Linked DNA regions of Homo sapiens: region 1 is linked to region 2. The links are chromatin contacts, found by Hi-C or POLR2A ChIA-PET in ENCODE. All regions are on one chromosome and are shown on one strand. Each heading gives the region's core, a stretch centred on a gene start or an enhancer-like site at or near the end of the contact. The rest is flanking DNA. Distances are from core to core; before and after follow the strand shown. Region 1 has its middle 21 kb from the start of GOLGA4. Region 2 overlaps LOC105377642 (a long non-coding RNA gene).

Evidence for each region. Hi-C counts contacts between places; a loop is a spot of excess contacts on that map. ChIA-PET counts read pairs that join two places held with the same protein, here RNA polymerase II (POLR2A). Pooled maps may share reads with other maps.
Region 1: a loop to region 2 is called in a map of PC-3, with 2.8 times the contacts of the local background. The contact joins two enhancer-like sites. A Hi-C loop is called at or near these places in 27 of 168 maps with a recorded cell type or tissue (B cell, CD4-positive, alpha-beta T cell, CD8-positive, alpha-beta T cell and 20 more), 5 of 37 single-sample maps with no recorded cell type and 35 of 50 pooled maps. POLR2A ChIA-PET finds 5 or more read pairs at or near these places in 17 of 52 experiments (A549, AG04450, BJ and 14 more).

Annotation. Positions count from the first base shown.
Region 1 is chr3:37,220,063-37,223,481 of GRCh38, forward strand. No RefSeq gene overlaps it. Among named protein-coding and RNA genes, the nearest start is that of GOLGA4, 21 kb to the right of the region's middle. Within about 2 kb of position 1,434, at least 2 of the 41 ENCODE cell types and tissues checked have a DNase peak (open chromatin) inside an H3K27ac peak, as active enhancers do; they include PC-3 and mammary epithelial cell, where a contact is called at or near this core.
Region 2 is chr3:37,181,080-37,184,803 of GRCh38, forward strand. All of the region lies in intron 1 of LOC105377642 (a long non-coding RNA gene), which reads left to right. Among named protein-coding and RNA genes, the nearest start is that of LRRFIP2, 8.4 kb to the left of the region's middle. Within about 2 kb of position 2,437, at least 8 of the 41 ENCODE cell types and tissues checked have a DNase peak (open chromatin) inside an H3K27ac peak, as active enhancers do; they include PC-3 and mammary epithelial cell, where a contact is called at or near this core.

The DNA of each region.
Region 1 (3,419 bases), core at 184-2,683, 38 kb after region 2:
ATTTCACCAACAAGTATCTTTTAAGCTCCTGACATGTATCAGACAATGCTTTGGGCCTCAGAATCTGCATGTTAACAAGCCCCCTAAATGATCTTCGGGTAGGTGGTTCAAAGAACACATTGTACAAGCTGGCCTAAAGAAACGTGTAATTGATACTGTGGTTATCTTTTAATTTTTTTTTAATTTTCTTTTTTTATAAAATAGAGGTGAGGTTTTACCATACTGCCCAGGATGGTCTTGAACTCCTGGGTTCAAGCAATCCGCCCGCCTTAGCCTCCCAAAGTGCTGGGATTACAGGCATGAGAAACTGTGACCAGCCGATACTGTGGTTACCAAACACTCATTTTATCCAGCTTCCCAACCCCTACAACAGATGGTATGTTGTGTTTAGGTACCCACCCTTCTCTGCTCAACCATGTGCTTCAGGAGAGGCTGGCCACAGACCCAGGGAGTAGATCCTGATTGTTCAAAGGCAATCATGGTCTTCCCATTTCCCTTTGCAGGGACTGGTTTAGACAAGGCCATGCGATGCAGCTCTGACCAGTAAATGGAGGATAAATCTGCAGGGGGTTTCTGGGAAAGATTTTCTTGCTCCTAATAAAAGACATACAAGAAAAGATGGTCTTTTCTTATTCTGAGTATGGTTGTATCCAGATATGAAGGCTGGCACTAGGGCAGTCACCTTGCAACAAGAAGGGGAAAGCTAGCCCCCAAATGAAGCCTGCCCAGCAGAATGACAGAGCAGCAAGATGGAAAGAACTTGGTTCTTGAAAGTGTCATTGAGCCATGGAATTACCCAACCCTGGAGCTGTCCTATTCTTGGACTCGTAGGTGCAGAATAACACATTTCTTTGTTTAAGACAGTTGGGCTTGGGACTCTTTTATACCTTCTGCTAAAAACATTCTGACTGGCATTGAATTTTTATGTGCACTTTTGATTCAAGGTTTAAGCTTTCTGTAATTCACTGTTAAATAATTGTAACACAGTGTCTCAGGTGGGTTCCCTAGAAGTTGAGTCTGAGACAGGGATTTGAGTGCACATGATTTATTGAGGTCATGCTCTCAGGAGATTAGTAAAGCAGGAGGTGAAATAGAGAAGGAAAAAGGAAAGAGATGAGCAAGGATGTGGTTGCATGCAAAGTCTAGCTTTGGACTGATCCATGGGCGGTTCTGGAGCTGTATTGTTCAGTATGGCAGCCATTAGCCACATGTAGCTATTTAAATTTAAATTAATTAAAAGGAGTTAAAATTTAAAGCTCAGTTCTTTAGTCACATGCCAAGTGCTCAGTGACTACAGAAGCTCATAGGTAAAGTCGTTAGCCACATCAGTCATAGCAGCCCCAAACTCACCATCAGGTAAAGGTATCTGGAGAGAGTACCAATTGTGACTACTACCCATGGTATGTAAGTAGACATGAGCTGCATGCAATGCTATTGGCAGAGAGGTTAGATAACACTCCTTTTTTGCTAATCCACGTTGGGAATTTAGAATCTCCTGAGATTGCTCCTAAGGAGCACCTTTATTTCTTAACAATCCCTAGAGTTCAGACACATACCAACTATATAAACATATCTGATAGGTGAGTCACTCCAGTGATGCTCAGATTGCAGACAATGGAGGCTCAGAGAGCAGGCTCAAAGGGAGAAAGGGACTTGGTGCAATGAGTAAGAACTAGAAAAAAGTGCCTGAATGTCAAAGAGAACTGGTGGGGACAGAGGTCTGACTCTGGACAGAACTTGAAGCTGCCACTGGAACTGTCTCATCCAGCCACTGTGTCATACAAAAAAGAAAGAAGAGGGTTTATATTTTCACTTTTTCACTACGTTCATCTCACTTTTTTTTTTTTTTTTTTTTGAGTCAAGGTCTTACTCTGTCACCCAGGCTGGAGTGCAGTGGTGCAGTCTCAGAATCCAGATCGCTGCAACCTCCCTATCCCAGGCTCAAGCGATTCTCCTGCCTCAGCCTCCCGAGTAGCTAGAACCACAGACACGTACCACCACACCAGGCTAATTTTTTGTATTTTTTGTAGAGGGGGGGCGTCTCACCATGTTGCCCAGGGTGGTCTCAAACTCCTGGACTCAAGTGGTCTACTTGCCTTGGCCTCCCAAAGTGCTGGGATTACAGGCGTGAACCACTGTGCCCGGGGTGGCCTGTAATCTGGCACGGTTTGAAATCCAACCACCTTGCCCATCTCACTTCTATAATATGTTTTCCTATGTTTTATGTCTGTCTACTCTTTGGTTATCTCTTCATATGACACCAACTTTGTAACGCCATCTTCTAGAAAGAGAATAGAAGGTAATTCAGTCTTTCCTCTTACATGGTTGACCACAATTTGTTTTTGGTTATTGCTACTTTATTTTAATTTTATTTATTTTTTTATGACTTCAAAAAATTTTTGTGGGTACATCGTAGCTGTATATATTTATGGGGTACATGAGATGTTTTGATACAGGCGTGCGATGTGAAATAAGCACATCATGGGGAATGGGGTATCCATTCCCTCAAGCATTTATCCTTTGAGTTACAAACAATCCAATTATAGTCTTAAAATATACAATTAAGTTATTATTGACTATAGTCACCTTATTGTGCTATCAATAGTATTTATTTTTATTTTTTTGAGACAGGGTCTTGCTCTGTTGCCCAGGCTAGAGTGCAGTGATGCAATCATAGGTGCAACCTTGACCTCCTGGGCTCAAGTGATCCTCTTGCCTCAGCCTTCCAAGTAGCTGGGACTACAAGTGTGCACCATCACGGCCATCTAATTTTTTTATTTTTTGTAGAGATGGGGTCTCGCTTTGTTGCCCAGGCTGGTCTCAAACTCCTGGGTTCAACTGATCCTCCCACTTTGCCTTCCAAAGTGCTGGGATTACAGGCTTGAGCCACTGCGCCCTGTCTATTATTGCTACTTTAGAAATATTTCCTTTTGCTTCACAACTTACTATGGGAAATGCCTAATCTTTACCTTCCTTCTCAGTCCTTTGATCAGGACTTCCCTCAGTCCCTTCTTGTCTGGAGGGAAGTCCTCAGATTTCATAGCCATGGCCTCCCAGTAGCTGCTACCAGAGCAACAGCTGCTGGTTCAGCTCAGGTCAGGTCCTCACTGCCCTGTTCCATCACTGGTTTGGTCCTGGGGGGTAAGCAGGAGGGGGTTGGGGGTGCAGGAGAAGTAACTATGAGCCTGAGTCATAGTCACCCTTGAGCAGGAAGCAGAGGAGCTTCTCATTCAGATTCTTCTCCTTGAGGTCAAAGATAGAATCCAGAGGCTAAACCACATAACCCCTCAGGGCACACCAGCCCAACTTCCAACTGCTGACACCTGCAACTTTGGCTAAGGGCTGTTCTCTGGTCACTGAAGCCCACTTTGCTCACCTGTGTGGCAAGCTGCAGATGTCCAGGAATTACTGTTCCTCCC
Region 2 (3,724 bases), core at 1,187-3,686:
AGTGGGACCCCATCTCTACAAAATATAAAAAAATGAAAACATTAGCCAAGTGTGGTGGTGCGCACCTGTAGTCTCAGCTACTCATTCTTTAAATAAATGCATCCTGAAGGCCTGCTATAGACCAAATCCTACTCTGCACACAGAGCACACGGCAGTGGACAACAGACAAATTCCCTATCTGTGAGGATCTTACATACAATATACAAATCATAAATAAGATAATAGTGCTGTAAGAATATTGGAACAGGGTGAGAATGAAAGGGTAGGGTGGAGTTGCTATTTTATAAGCTTGAATCCTATGAAATTACTGATTTTTAAAAATAATTTTTGACCTGAGAATGACATTACACCTTAGGTTTGAATGGTTCAATCCAGTTGTGTGACATTAGGGTCATATGGTTCAACTTAATACTTGGAAGAGTCAGAACTAATGAGGTGATCGAAAGAAAGAGAAGCAAGCCATGTAAATACCTGGGAGAAGAGCATTTGAAGCAAAGGAACAGCAAGTGCAAAGGCCCTAAAACAAAAATGTGCCTGCCATGTTTAAGGAGCAGTAACAAGGCTGAAGAGTAAAGGACAAGTGGGAAGAATGGTAACAGAGGCCAGATCATACTGGTGACCATGGTAACAAATTGGCTTTTCTCCTTTTTTTTTTCCCCCTTAAGACAGGGTCTCACTTTGTCACTCAGGCTGGAGTGCAATGGCGTGCTCATAGCTCACTGCAGTCCTGAACTTCTGGGCTCAAGTGATCTTCCTGCCTTAGCTTCCTTAGTAACTGGGACTACAGGCATCCAGCACCACGCCCAGCTAAGTTTTTTTTTTTAAGAGATGGTATTTCATTATGTTGCCCAGGCTGGTCTTAAACTCCCGCCCGCAAGTGATCCTCCCACCTCAGCCTCCTAAAGTCTTCCAAAATGCTGGGATTACAGACGTGAGCTATCACGCCCAGCCTGGTTTTTCCTCTTTGAGTAAGCTAAGCCGTGGGAGGGTTTTGAGCAGAGGAACTACACATCTGCCATTATTTAAAGGAGTATTCTGTTAATGGTAGAATATAAGTGGTGGATGCAGAAGTGATTGCTGTAAAATTCTTTCAACTTTGCTGTGTGTTTGAAATTTTTCCTAATAAAATAATAGTTTAAACTGGTTATTGTGAATAGACTTTAGGGGAGCAAAGGTGAGAGCAGGAAGACCAGTTAGGCTATAACAATAATTCAGGTAGCAGTGGAAGTGGTAGGAAGTGGTTGGGAGCAGATGTGGTGTTTGAATTACAAGTCAGTAATTCAGAGGAAATACCAGGTAGGAAATACAAATGTATGAATCCACCTAAAGATTAGGAAAACAAGGACAAATGTCTTGAGAATTAAAAGAAAATGCTCAGAAGTGTACCCTAAAGCCTCTTACTCATGCTTTTGTTCTAGGCTGGTTTTGGTTGTAGATAGTTATCAGTTATTATATACTGCCATTCAGATTATTTATATGTATTACTGTCCACAACTCACTTGTGTTCTAAAGGGTTTTTTTTAATAATGTTCTTGTCTTCCCAAGCAGATTACATGCTTTTTGAGAAAAGATCTATTTTTTTGTATACACCCCGCAATGCCATATTCCTAGAAGGCATTTTCAATGTTCACAGAATAAAAATATTTGAATACAGAGCTTTTCATGTCTTTTGTTTTTATAAAACATCAATTTTCTTATAAATGTTTAATTTAGACACTTCTGAAAATGAAGGTAGAGTTAGAATTTTCAATCTGTTGCAACTTATGCCCATTTCAGGTCAGACAAATAAAGAGAGAGCCTTCTGGGGGGTAAAAAAAAAAAAAAAAAAAGGCCCAGGTTTGTGCCTGTAGTAGTAATGTCAGCTACCTCAGGAAGCTTGAGCCCAGGAGTCCAAGGCTTATATGGCACCACAATTGTGCCTGTGAATAGCCACTGCACTCCAGCCTGGGCAACACAGCAAGATCCTGTTTCTTTTAAAAACAAAACAAAACAAAAAAAACCCCAATCAGCTTTTCTCCATATTGGCTTATACTCAGACTTCATCATGTGGCAACAAGACAGTTCTCAAAAACTTTAGTTCTATATTCACTCCAGTCCAAGTCCAGCAAGAGATCCCTTCCAGTAGCTCCTAGATTCACTGAACCAATTACCTTGCTACAGTAATTTGTTAAAGGATAGAGAGTTACCTTCCCATCCTTTAACAAATTACTGTAGCAAGGAAAACTCTTGTGCTATGATTAGCCAAATTTGAGTCATATGCTTTACCTCTGGTCCACCCAAAGATCATGGACTATAGGAGAGGAGTGGTTCCCGGAAGAACAAAATGGAGTACTGTCACCAAAATATAGAAATGGATACTGATGGTGAAAACACAATGCTTACTACACCAACTAACTCAAAGGCCTATGCATTGTTTCTTCCTTAAGCTTTTGAAAGAAGTTAGTCACTGCCATGGCACTCACTTTGAATCTCTTCCAATTCCACACACAATACTGCATTTTTTCCCCTGAATCATCAGGCAGTCATATATTCAGTTGCCATTGAAAAGTAAATGCATGATTATGAAAGTTAACCAGCTGGAAGGGTCAGTATTTCAGTACATCACTTTTCAGGACACTCCCAACTGGTATTGCAGGTAGTTTCTTGTCCTTAAAATTCTTTCCTGTTGTCAAGCTACCTGAAACGTATTTGTCCTCGATACCCTAGGGGCAGGGTGGCTGATAACTAAGGTGCCTGGGAAACACTTCAGAAGCAAGTGACAATGAATTGGCTTAAGAAGCCAATTCATCTTTTAGATGGATATTTATACTGTAGAATCTTGAAAGGAAAATTTATCTACAGATATGTCTGTTTTCAGTTTCTTTTCCTTTTTGCACTAACAAGTTATTTTCCCCACATGACGTTTAATCTACCTTACAAAACATTTTTAACATTTTAGTTCAAAATTTGCTTCAGAAAATGGATGACTTTGGTGTGAAACGATTGTTGACTCTATTATTCTAGAATTTGGGATGGCGCCTCTAGTTTGCTGCTTCCTTGGACACCAAACATAACATTCTCTGTTCTAGGACGTGCTTCAAGTCGGTCATGAGACTGGCAGAAAATCAAACCAAACTAAATGAATGGTTGTTGAAGTTAATCTCCCATCCTGGAGCTGTGCATGCCATGGAGTAGCCAGCTTTTAACAGGCACAATCCTGATCAAAATCACTGCTCTGTGGTCCTGCTCATCAGAATATTATGGAAACTAGATTTAGGCCTGGTTTCCTTAAAAATAGATGTGATAATGAAATAATCATGTATTATAGCCATTACAATTTCTATTGTAGGAGAAAGTGGATAATGTTTTAACGTAAAACAGTAGGTTACTAAACAATATGTTCTAGATGAACATTTAACATTTTTGTTTTAATTAGCCAGGCATGTGTGATGACCTACGCCTGTAGTCCTAGCTACTCAGGAGGCTGAGACGGCAGGATTTGCTTGAGCCCAGGATTTCAAGGTTACAGTGAGCTTTGATCACATCACTGCACTCCAGCCTGGGTGACAGAGCAAGACCCCGTCTCACAAATAATAATACAAATACAGAAAAAATACTAGAAAACACACCCAAATGTTAAGTTTAAGGAATGGAACTATCAGTTATTTTATTTTATTTTTATTTTCAAAAATACTCAAACGTGAAATATACCACATCTGCGGCCGGGCACGGTGGCTCACGCCTG